Linked DNA regions of Homo sapiens: all the other regions are linked to region 1. A link is a contact called in ENCODE Hi-C or POLR2A ChIA-PET data. All regions are on one chromosome and are shown on one strand. The core of a region is the stretch at or near the end of the contact, and the rest is flanking DNA. Distances in the headings are between cores, read along the strand shown. Region 1 has its middle 85 kb from the start of SORBS2. Region 2 overlaps LOC124900830 (a long non-coding RNA gene). Region 3 holds the start of SORBS2 (sorbin and SH3 domain containing 2).

The links. A loop is a pair of places that touch in the nucleus more often than their neighbours do. ChIA-PET counts read pairs that join two places held with the same protein, here RNA polymerase II (POLR2A). Pooled maps may share reads with other maps.
Region 2: a loop to region 1 is called in a map of heart right ventricle, with 2.1 times the contacts of the local background. The contact joins two enhancer-like sites. A Hi-C loop is called at or near these places in 7 of 168 maps with a recorded cell type or tissue (heart left ventricle, heart right ventricle and right cardiac atrium) and 1 of 50 pooled maps. POLR2A ChIA-PET finds 5 or more read pairs at or near these places in 1 of 52 experiments (PC-9).
Region 3: a pooled map shows a loop between it and region 1 (2.3-fold over the local background). The contact joins the promoter of SORBS2 here to the enhancer-like site in region 1. A Hi-C loop is called at or near these places in 1 of 168 maps with a recorded cell type or tissue (OCI-LY7) and 3 of 50 pooled maps. POLR2A ChIA-PET finds 5 or more read pairs at or near these places in 3 of 52 experiments (OCI-LY7, Panc1 and SK-N-SH).

What each region holds. Positions count from the first base shown.
Region 1 is chr4:185,895,427-185,899,527 of GRCh38, forward strand. It overlaps a transcript of SORBS2 not described here. Among named protein-coding and RNA genes, the nearest start is that of SORBS2, 85 kb to the left of the region's middle. Within about 2 kb of position 1,870, at least 3 of the 41 ENCODE cell types and tissues checked have a DNase peak (open chromatin) inside an H3K27ac peak, as active enhancers do.
Region 2 is chr4:185,997,175-186,001,275 of GRCh38, forward strand. The region is part of intron 2 of LOC124900830 (a long non-coding RNA gene); the gene reads right to left. Among named protein-coding and RNA genes, the nearest start is that of TLR3, 70 kb to the right of the region's middle. Within about 2 kb of position 2,281, at least 4 of the 41 ENCODE cell types and tissues checked have a DNase peak (open chromatin) inside an H3K27ac peak, as active enhancers do.
Region 3 is chr4:185,810,261-185,814,361 of GRCh38, forward strand. It overlaps SORBS2 (sorbin and SH3 domain containing 2), which reads right to left and starts at 1,934. Exons shown (of 27, transcript NM_001395207.1): 1 at 1,404-1,934.

The DNA of each region.
Region 1 (4,101 bases), core at 620-3,119:
GGAATGAATAAGCCAAGGAGGTGAGGGCAGTGGAGGAAAGTGGCAGCGGCGTGAGCATCCGTTCTGCTGCAGCAGATGCAGCGGTCATGGCGCCCGGGCGACACCTGGTGCTGCATGGCAGTGGCATCACCCCCGCCAGGATCCCGGGTGCACCGGGCCCAGTGCCCGGCTGCCTTCTTGCTCAGAGTCAGGTCTCAGTGTCTGTGGTCCTAGACAGTACTTTCTGCTGATTGGCCCGGACAGGTCAGCTGAGAATGAAGGACTAGGGTTCTTCTCTGAGAACTTTGCCTCAACAATAAGAAACTTGAAGAACAGTGACTTTGTCACACTGTAACATTAACAATTTCTTTTTCAGAGAAGTAAAATGTGGGCAAATTATAGTTTTCCTGAAAGAATTTAATTTTCAAATAATTCTGGCCAATCCCTTCATTGTTTTCTTTTGAAAATATTATTATCGGAAAAGTTTGGTCCCAAATTCTCAGCACAGAATTTCATTTGGATTAAAATTAGCCAGAGAGAATGATCAGTAAGGACCAGGAAAAGGGAGTGTATGAGAGTGATGGAGTTTGAAATCTCATTGAGTAGAAATCCCATTGACCACAATTATCCAGCTCTGAACAAGGATCAAATGCTCATAGGCCAAAAAAAGCTCCGGATTAGGCCAAAGAATCTCACTTAACCAACTTGTATATAACAAATACTCCAGTGGATTCCACAGCAATTTCATTTTGGAATTTGTCATGGGAAATAGGTAGGAAAGACAGACTGAAATGGATTCATGCATAAAGAAATGCACTTAAAGAAAAGGGGTAATTTTTGGCATTGACGGGTTCTGAATTAGATACAAATCCTCAGAGAAAGGATTTAGACATGTTGGCCAGGCGAGATGGCTGACGCCTGTAATGCCAGCACTTTGGGAGGCCGAGGCAGGTGGATCACCTGAGATCAGGAGTTCAAGACCAGCCTGACCAACATGGTGAAACCCCGTCTCTACTAAAAATGCAAAAATTAGCTGGGTTTGTTGGTGCACGCCTGTAATCCCAGCTACACGGGAGGCTGAGGCAGGAGAATCCCCTGAATCCGGGAGGCAGAGGTTGCAGTGAGCCAAGATCGCGCCACTGCACTCCAACCTGGGTGACAAGAGCAAAGCTCTGTCTCAAAATAAATAAATAAACAAACAGCTAGTAACTGGGTTTTGACATATGGAAATTCCTTACTTCTTATTTCAATTCACTGCTCTTTTCTAAACACAGAACTACTGTGTAGTGTAACAGGATGATTGGCAGGGGGTGCTCTGTGGCCCCTGGTGTGTGCCCCTAACAAAGAGCCATGTCCTCTGCAGAGAGTTCTTGGTGGAGGAGGCTCCACTGGGAAAAGCCAAGCCACTGGGTGGTGCGTTGCCCTCAAGTTTCCCAGTGATGCCAGTGATACCTGCCCTAAATTACAAATGCTGCTTACACATGGCCAAAAAAAAAAAAAAAAGCACATGTCAGTGATTGGTTGTATTACAAAGCACGTCAGTGATTGGTTGTATTACTGAGCTACTGGAAAAGCTGCAGCATCTGCAGCAATTGCGGAGGCTCAGGAAACAGTACCCCAGATGACAGCCTCAGAAGCAAGAGCTTCTCTCTGCTCACTTCTGCCTTCCGGTTCCTCAGCCCAATTCTCCCCTGAGGCCAGATATAGAAACCAGAATCCCTCTTCCTCCAGGACCGTCACAGTAACCACAACCCCTTTGCCCCAGAGCCAGCCTTAAAACCTAAAAGTATTACTCTAACTTTCGCTCCGCCTTTCTGGGTAAGAACTGGCGATAAAGACACTCTCTGACCCACCTTGTTTGAGTGTAGGTATGAGATCCGATTCCAGAGAGGGCCCCACCCCACACCAGAAGGAAGGAAAGCTGACCAGAGAGGCCAGCAAGAATCTGGACAGACAGGCCTTGCTGGGTGTCCCCACTCAGTCTATTCGCATTAGACCACACCCTTTCGTCCAATCCTATGCCTACACAGCTGCCCATACTTTGTTAAACCTAAGCATAAAAATGGACAGTTTCCCCTGTATCTTTGGGTCTTCAATCTGAAGGCTCCTATGTACACATTAAGAAAATTTGTACATCTTTTCTCAAATGAATCTGCCTTTTGTGAGTTGATTTTTCAGCGAACCTTCAGAGGGTGAAGGGAAAATTTCTCCTAGGCCCTGACACAACCATAACTACTGCAGTCTGAAACAGGTATGCTCCACAGCCTACAACAGGTATAGAAAGTCACGGAACACAGATGGCTAAGGTTCAAACCAGCACGAGAGGGCGTTCAAAAAGCTAAGGAGTTAGGCTGGGTGCAGTGGCTCACGCCTGTAATCCCAGCACTTTGGGAGGCCGAGGCAGGCAGATTACCTGAGGTCAGGAGTTCAAGACCAGCCTGGCCAACATGGTGAAACCCTGTCTCCACTCAAAAAAAAAAATTTAGCAGGATGTGGTGGCAGGTGCCTGTAATCCCAGCTACTAGGGAGGCTGAGACACAAGAATCATTTGAACCCAGGAAGCAAAGGTTGCAGTGAGCCAAGATCATGCCACTGCACTCTAGCCTGGGCAACAGAGCAAGACCCCGTCTCAAACAAACAAAAAAGCTCAGGAGTTGGATAGCTCCACAGCAGGGGCTAACATTCCATCTAAGCAAAGTGACTATAATCCAACCACTTTTTGACGTCTAAATAAACTTGTGCCTTTAATGACTGTTTTCTGATTGACATCCCATTACTGCCTGAAGGCAAAACAAGCTGAAAGGGCAAGATTGTGTGATAGCCAAAGAAACTCATTCACATATTAAGCCATTGACAATTTTAAGACATATTCTAAATGGATCATTCTAGCAATTAAGTGGAGGGGAAATGAACGGTAGGGGACATAAGCAGGGAAACTAGAAAGAAAGTTTGACAGTTGATGTCAAAAATAAGAAAGGCTCAAACTAGCACCATGTCTGTAAGGAAGAAAAGAAAGGGAAAATTTCCCAAACATATATTTAGAAGTTAAATCAATCACACTCTATTCACTGGACGATGAAAGACTGGGTGAGGAAAATAAAAACATCAAGAATCATTGCTCGTGTTTTTGGAGGCAGTGTTGCTTGGGGTTAGTCAGTAACGGGTGGCAAAATAAGAACAAAATAATGACTACCAAAACGCAAATGAAACTAACTAGCGGCTACGTTGATTTGCATCTCAGCCTTATTGCTTGTCTTTACCTCTGGGAAAAAAATTGAAGAAGTAATAGAAATAAAATGCAGAGTGGTATGGAGAGGGCGTCAGTTTAGCAGGAGGTAATACCCAAATCTTTAGAAAAAGCAGAGAATGTTATTTGGATACCGTGAGCTTCACTGTAGAGGCCAAGGCATGGTGAGATTTAATAAAGGTGCACAGAGCATAAATCTAAAAGGCGATTATGCTAGTATAACCCACACGATATTGTGGATGACGTGTTTAATGGCAACATCCTGATCCACTCTTGCCTAGGGGATGTTAATGGAACTACACAAAACCTATCATGCTTTGGTTCAATGAGAGATTTTTTTTTTTAAGCTCATACTTCAAGCAAGGAACCTAAAATCTCTTCCATGATCACAGTGTGCAGAGGCAATACTAATTTTCAGAGCAGCCTGATCTGGAACAAAGGAGACAGGAATCAGGGCAGCCTCTGACAGAGTGCTCACAGGAGAAAGAGATGGTGCTGCCCGGTACAGCCCCTCCCAGCATTCACAGGCAATGGCTGGAGGTAAGAAGCACCAGGTCCGGTCTAGATAACAGCATTTGGGACACACAGCGGATAATCCAAGCTGGGACAGGCAGAGGCTACTCCTTAGTCAGATGGTTAAGGTCTCGAAGAATTGGTGACTGTCATCAGGACCCGTTCTCTGTGTTTAAGTGTGCACAGGGATTTGGACATATTTTTTATTTTAGAGTGTAGATTCTGTCGTTCTCGAAAATCTTTTTCATTTTGTGAAGTAGCGAGTTTATTTTTATTTTTTTTAAGAGACAGGGTCTCACTCTTTCACCCAGGGTGGAATGCGGTGGCGTGATCATGGATCCCTGCAGCCTCCTGGGTTTAAG
Region 2 (4,101 bases), core at 1,031-3,530, 100 kb after region 1:
TATTTATTTGTATTAAAAAATCAAGTTATCAAAATATTGGCAACATAATTTTAACGTCTAATAGAAAAGGCAAAATAAACATGGCTGATATGTTAAAAACACACACACGCAAAACCTACATTCCTGAAAAATTTTAGTGCGTTTGCAAATCTGTTACCAAATTGAACATCTATAAATGGAAAGATAAACAGTTCGAGAGTCAGCGAGTTCTGGGTTCCAGTCCCACTGTGTACACTCTGGGATTCTGCAGGCGGTGGCATGGCCAGAAGCCTGCAGGCTTGCCAAGAGGCCGTGGGCACAGCACCATGCCTGAGCGCAGAGTGGCAGTGACTGGCTGGTAGCCCAGCACATGGGCCTAGGAATCTATTGTGGTGTCTGACACCATGCAGGTGTCACCACACATTGCTTTACCCGACAGATGGATGAACTGAATTTACAAATAGCTATAATTGGTTACCATCAGGGTGAAGACTTAGTATGGTGACAAAGAAATCCCCCAAATAGTGGCATAAAAACCTTTATGTGTATTTCTCTTTCTCAGAAAGCCATCCCTAGGTGGTGGGAAGTGCAGGCTGGCAAAGAACACGTTCCTCCCATCTGGTTAGGACATCGTCTTCTGCATGATGGGAACCGGGTCAGAGGCACCTGCGTCTACCAGCTCGGGTGAAGGGAGAGGGTCGAGAAGTGCATGCTCAGTGTTTTAAGGCCCTGGTTCAGAGTGGCAGATGTCACTTCCACTCAAACTCCAGTGGCTGGAACTCAGTCACAAGGCCACCACTCTCTCCATGGAAAGTTCAGAAACATCATCCTGGAAGCCCAGCCGCAAGTCAAGGATCAGCACAGTGTTTGCGTAGTGTGAAGCCAATCTGGTAACTAGCCGTGTCCAGCTCAGACCCCTCCAGTGTCACCCGATATCTGTGTGTGCTCTTATCCCACGCACAGACACACGAGGCACATGTGCCGCCCTCCACGGGGAGCCCCCAGAGTCCCCTCTGCATTTCCCCCAGCCCAAGGTCTAGGTTGCTGCAGTATCGGTATTGGAGGATTTTTTTTTCTTTTTGAGACAGAGTCTCGCTCTGTCTCCCAGGCTGCAGTGCAATGGTATGATCTCGGCTCACTGCAACTTCTGCCTCCCGGGTTCAAGTGATTCTCCTGCTTCAGCCTCCCAAGTAGCTGGGATTATAGGTGTCCACACCTGGCTAATTTTTTGTATTTTTAGTAGAGACAGGGTTTTGCCATGTTGGCCAGACTGGTCTTGAACTCCTGACCTCAGGTGATCCACCCACCTCGGCTTCCCAGAGTGCTGGGATTACAGGAGTGAGCCACCACGCCTGGCCTGGAGGGTCTTTTTGGTCTGGTCCAGAGGTAGCGGCTCACTGCCCAGTGGCCTCCAGCTAAAGGGCCAGTTGTCTATGTCCCTCCCACTCACAACCACAGTGGTGGAGCTGGAACAGCACATCTGCAGGGAAGACCTGGTTGGGACAAGGGAAGAGCAAAGGGAGGAGCAAAGGGCGGATCTCTGATGGTCCCCAGCTGGGCAGGAGTTGCTCACGCCCCACCCTGCCCCTGAGCGTGTCCTTGGACACTTCCCCCCACTGCGGCTGGCTCTGCGCCTCCCGGAGTCACCCTTGATCACCATCTCCCATGAATCTAGCTATGACAGCTGGCTTCACCTTTTGGAAAGGGTCTTCTCTATGCATTGTGTCCACACCCATATCCAAAGTGGAGTGGGGCTAATTGCTTGCTTAGGTTTCAAGTAGTCACAAGCATTTGTAAACCAGGTTTGTGGTTTTTAAAAATTTTGTGGGCTTCTTCGTGTGTTTATTTTCTTTCACTGAGTCCCAGGTTCCAGAAACCGCGCACAGAACTCCAGCCTGCACATAGTTCTCAGGCCTGCCTGATGGCCTGGCTTTTGGGATCCATCCCTCTCTTTATTGTAAAGGCACCAGTTCTGAGGCCATGGGAAACAGTGAGCTTATAGGTAGAGGTAACACCCCTAATCGGATCTTTTTGGCTTTGGCTTAACAGTAGGCCTTTAAGAAAGGCTCTGAAAACCAAGTTATGTATCTACTGCCATTGAGAGCACAGAAGCAGGAGGGATTTCTAGCCCCAGCCCCATCTGCTTTCTTCCATCTCTGCTTTAGAAGGAGCTAGTTCTTGCCTGTGTTTATTTATCTTGTAAAACCTCCCTAACGCAGCGAGGTCGAGCAACACAGATCCACACTCTGGCACCACGGCTCCGGGTTTGGTCGGTACACGTTGTCTGCCTCTCAGGTTATCACAGGGCACAGTCTTCCAAACATTTCACTCACAGGGCACAGTCTTCCAAACATTTCACTCACAGGGCACAGTCTTCCAAACATTTCACTCACAGGGGACAGTCTTCCAAACGTTTCACTCACAGGGCACAGTCTTGCAAACATTTCACTCACAGGGCACAGTCTTCCAAACGTTTCACTCACAGGGCACAGTCTTCCAAACGTTTCACTCACAGGGGACAGTATTCCAAACGTTTCACTCACAGGGCACAGTCTTCCAAACGTTTCACTCACAGGGCACAGTCTTGCAAACGTTTCACTCACAGGGCACAGTCTTGCAAACGTTTCACTCACAGGGCACAGTCTTCCAAACGTTTCACTCACAGGGCACAGTCTTCCAAACGTTTCACTCACAGGGCACAGTCTTGCAAACGTTTCACTCACAGGGCACAGTCTTGCAAACGTTTCACTCACAGGGCACAGTCTTGCAAACGTTTCACTCACAGGGGACAGTATTCCAAACGTTTCACTCACAGGGGACAGTATTCCAAACGTTTCACTCACAGGGGACAGTATTCCAAACGTTTCACTCACAGGGGACAGTATTCCAAACGTTTCACTCACAGGGCACAGTCTTCCAAACGTTTCACTCACAGGGCACAGTCTTCCAAACGTTTCACTCACAGGGGACAGTCTTGCAAACATTTCCCCGCGCATAACAAGGCTCACTGGTTCCCTACCCTGAAATAAACATGCCTTCCTCTGCTGCCTCCTGGCCGCTTACTCAGTGGACAGGTTCTAGGTCCTGTTGTGTCAGCATCCGAGTTGCAGGTGGTGGTTCTGGCTCTATCAGTTGCAGGGAAACTAAGCTGCCGATATAAAGAGGTACCATGATACCCCGAGTTAAAATAGGGTGACGTGTAATTCACTTGGACAGCGAAAGGGAATGCCATTTAAAATGATGCCAAGACAACAGACGTAAAACAAATTGAAACCATGTTCATGCTATTTAAAAACCAACGTTTCTTTCACTGTCACGTAAGCGCACTGCGGTGAGGGGTCTGAATTGACGGTGTGGCCCTCTCCATGGGGGCATTCCAGGGAACCAGCTCCTTCCATCTTCTTTTCCTCCATTCCCTGGGGTGTTTTCCCCAGGGTCCAATAGGACCTCAGCATTTTAGAGAGAGACAGACAGAAAGTATGGAAGGGTGCTTGCCCGATACTTGAAGGCCAGGACCGGGAGTGGCAAACATCACTTTATTCTCATGTCATTGGTGAGAACCGTTGCATCGGTTCTGCAAGGATGACTTGGAAATGTGGTATCTGACTGGGCAGCCATGGGCCCAGCAACAAGGGTGGTTGCTCTGGAGTAAAGGGAGGGAGGTTTAGCTGGATATCCAGAGTCCTCCATCAGGAACTCTTTCCTCATTTGTAATTTAAGGATAAAATACCCAGAGTCTGTAGGCTTTCATAACTTCCTTCAGATGGTATCTACATGTTTATTAACTTCATTCACTCATTAAAGAACCCGGCTTGGAAGTCTCCAGGGCCTGAAGCTTTAACCTAACTTTTGACATATGTGGGCTTCCATCATTACTTTTCCTATTCATGCTTAGTTTTGTAGTATTTCGGTAGTGTACTATTTTTTATACAAATTGACCTCCCTCTTTCTGTAAGCACTGACATTATTCTCAATTATTAAATGGTACAGCCTTTATCATTATATTAGTCAGAGATTCCCAACTTTGCTTATCAAAGAAAAATTATTTTTTATCCTTCTCTTTTCGTTAATTCCTTAACTATATGTTCATATTTTCCCTGATTGTGCCTAAGACTTGAGCTA
Region 3 (4,101 bases), core at 684-3,183, 85 kb before region 1:
AAAACTATTCTCCTACTGCTTTAGCATTCTCTTATCTTAGGGCTTATGAACATTGCTACATCTCTGAAACAGGCGGTTCCTGCCCATATCTATCAGTGAAAATTATACTTAAAATTCTGAAGAGACTCATGTCATCCAGATTTTGGAGGAAAAAGGTAGCAAATAAAAATATACTTCTTAGAAGTAGATCTCAGTTACTACTTATTTTAAATTTCACAGTAGATTCCATCTTTTGTAGATAGGGGTTTTGTTCAAAGTTTTTGACCAAACATTTTTATTAAATATTTTCAATAGTATTATAAGTGATCTGACATTTTTGGTAACAAAACAACCAAAGAACTGACTTGAGTAAAGCTGAAATGTTGCTGAACCAGAATCTAATCCTTACTCCGTCATTTTCTTACCAGGGATTTTGATTTGACTGACCAGTTTCAATCCACAGTAACAGCTTTGTTCCTAAGAGACTATAAATCAAGGAAATACTCACTACCAGGCAATTCCTCCTGCAATTCGGGGTCTGTGCTGTTATTATGAAGCAACTGACAGCAAACATTTGCTGCAAGTATGAGCGCAGATTTGGATGAGGTGTGCGGTGTTTTTGGTTTCACTCTTTATCTCTGAAACCTATCTGCTTGTGAGAAAAATTGTGCAAGAAAAGAAGTTTTACTGCCACATACCTCAGCTGTCCTAGAACTCAATGCAGAGGCTTCGCTTCCTTTCTTTCCTTGGATTCTGAGCCGGGGGAGCACAATGGGGGTCTTGTGCTCTGGGCCAGCAAGGCATGCAGATACTCGGAAAGGAGGTGTGAACGGCTTCCAATACCTACACTGTTTGCTTTACAACTACCCCAACTAAATCAAACAGGACACCAAGACACTCAGTCCAGGGTAAGCAAGTACAAAATCCACTGGCTATTATGACCCACATAGAGAACAGAATTCTTCAATTTAAGTGTGTACATAGCTGTGTTAAGAGTTAAATAAATCATTTACGAGGCTTAAAAAGAAATGCTTCTCATGTAGTTCTTTTTCATGTAGTTCTCTGAATACAAGTCAAAGTGCAGGTCACGAAAGAATCCATTGTTCACAAGCGAGAAATGTTGTTGGCTGTGAGGACGGTTCAGAACAAGCCATCGTAGTCTGCTCAAACAGTAAATATTGGTTTTAAAACCCCAAAGCATATCGGTCATGTTTTTTATCTTCCAATTGCTAGAACCAAAATTCACTGAAACAACTCTATGTCTCTGATACTATTTTCTAGAAATGTGTGTGTATGCGTGTGTGTATGTGTCTGTGTATGTTTGTTTGGTAAATCCAAATCACACAATCAACGTAAATCTTTCAGGCTAAGTTTTGCCCCAGTTATTTTTATGCTGTGCTTTCAAAAAGGTCAAAAAAGCTTACCTCTGTCAGTGTACTGGGACGCTCAGGAAGCCCCTTCTCCGCCTCGGCCTCAGCGTGCAGACATATGCCCTGGGAGCCCACAATCTGTTAACAGGAAGCAGGTAAACCCGAGAGCGTCCGCCTGCGTTCCAGTCCAGTGCCCGTCCCAGCACACACCTGCTTTTTCAGACCTGCCGCTCATATGCCACAGCCACGCACAGGACCAGCGTTAGCAGAGTGCAACACCCTCCGTTTGGATCCCTCGTTTTCAGGGTAAGCAGCTAGGGAGCTGCTGAGATAATATTGCAGGGAAAGCTTGCCTTCCCAAGACAAAAACCTTTGCTGCTGCCTGATAGCAGATATGCAGCATTATCACTCTGCATTCCACATTCTCCAATCAGCTAATTGGAACGGCAGTCAACAGCCTGTCCAAAAGGCAGCTTGCAGGCCTGCGTGGCTGTGATCATTGTATACTAACATGCCCATTGCTTCTCTCTTCCCTGAAGAGATGTATAAAAGAGGCTTCTTCCAGGGCGAAGCTCAGCAGAATATGCCACACTGTTTTCCATAAGTAAAATGGCTGGTCCTCTCAGCTCTGCTGCAGACAGCTCATTGGGTTCCACTGGCTTTTCGTAGCCATAGCAACAACCAACAGACAGACTTAGCAAGCATGGCTGATCATGTGCAGCACACTCACACAGCTTGTTAATTTCTTTTCATCAAACTCATCATTTTTTTGAGGAGGGTAGCTTCTGTTATCTTTCTACACATTTCACCGATAGTGCAAGTGCTCCGATTTTTCTGCTCTCCTGAAGAACTCTTTTTTATATGAGCCGGGGCTATGTATGAAATCGAGGAAGTGAAGCCCTATTAGTGGCTATCCAGGTTAATAACATGCAAATCACTTAAGAGACCCTAACTGGAAGCATTGTCAAAACAAGCCCCACCTTCCAGTCATAGAATGAGTGCAGAGAGCTGCAAACGGGAGAGTTACACTTTTTGTTTTTAAATGATAATCTTAGAGCCACTTAATTGAAACAAAACCCTGTGAATTGCTATATAGGGTCAGAATAATAACTAAATCAGGTAGACTATTTTAATAAGATCTTTAAATATCCATTTACTTATGGCTCAACTTATCTGATTACTTTAAGATGCTTTTTATGCAATTTAAAATAGAATTTTTAAAAAATCCTATTGCTTCTACGGCAGAAAATGATTCTTTAACTCAATCTTATTTGTAAATTAAAAATTCTTTTTAAAAAATCCGCACCTAATTAAAAATTCTTTGACTTTAAACATTACCTTCAAGGCAAGAATAGTTTTACTTCCTCAGTAAAATGGATCACATTCCACCCGTCCATAACATTTCACCTCCTCTGGGAATCTACCATGATTAATGCCATGAACAACGTAAATCTTCTGCAGAACCCCCAGGCTTTTCTTCTTTTTCAGGACTCTATCACCAGTCATATTCTATCTGATATATTTCCAAGGCACTGTCCCATTTATTTTTGTTTCTAGCAATCTGTTTCAAATAGTTATGTTAACACTTTGGACTTGTAAATATAGATGTTCTATTTGCTAAGTAGTCATTGATTTAGGATTCCGTCAGTATTGCGTTTCCCTACCCATGTTAACACTCCTGCCTTCAGTATTAATTCCCAAATTTTGACTGCATAGGAATCCTGTGGATGTAGATTTGGGGATGCCCGCTCCCCTTCCTCCCCAACCGGATTCACATTAGGTAGGTCTGAGCCACCCAGGGTCAGCGTATCCATGGAGGACAAGTGGGTGGCGCTTTCCTGCTTGGGAGAGTCCTCACCGCTTCAGATCGCCTCCAGCCAGCCTACCTTTTCTCACTGAAGTTCCCTTCCCTGAAGTTATTTTGCATTTGCTGTTGCTGAGCGTGCCCCTGCCTTCGCCCTCAGCCTCCCATTCTACTATTCACTGCCCACGTTTCAGAATCCTGCATTACACACCATTTCCTTGCCCTGCAGATGCTGCTACTATTAAAAACCTTCTCAATCTGACTGCTCCTCGCCCCAGCACCTTTAACCTCCATCCCAATCTGCCTCCTCTTTTATCTTCCAACACCTGGCCCAAATGGACCACCTCACTCATGACTCTCCCAGGTGGGGTCTGAGCGACCTCTTCTGCGACTCCCCTGTACCGGGGTCCACCTCTGCTATTACAGGCCTTGTCACGCCCTGGGACTTCTTAGCAGTTCTCCTTTTATGTCTGACTCCCAGACTGTTCTATCAACTCTCTGGAAGCCAATCTGGTCCATGTCTTCTTTGCCCTCCATGCTTGGAATATTCTAATTTCTCAATGCCTCTAAATGAGGACCTACGACACTGTATGAATAGGGACTGATGACTGGCTGGTGTGAAATCTGTGTTTTAATTTACTTTTCAACATCACACATTTGTTGACTCATCACTTCAGAAGAACTTCAGTGATTTTGACAAAATGCTGGCATGTTACAAAAGGATATCAAGAAAACTCTAGGTGCACTTGATGTTTTAGGGTGGCTTTTCTTTTCATTGTATCTCTGAAAATGTCTTTATACCCTCACACTTGATTGATTGGTTGGCAAGGCATAAGAATCTCTGGCCGTGGCTCACACCTTTATTCCCAGCACTTTGGGAGGCTGAGGCAGGTGGATCACTTGAGCCCAGGATTTGAGACCAGTCTAGGCAACAGACTGCATCTCTAC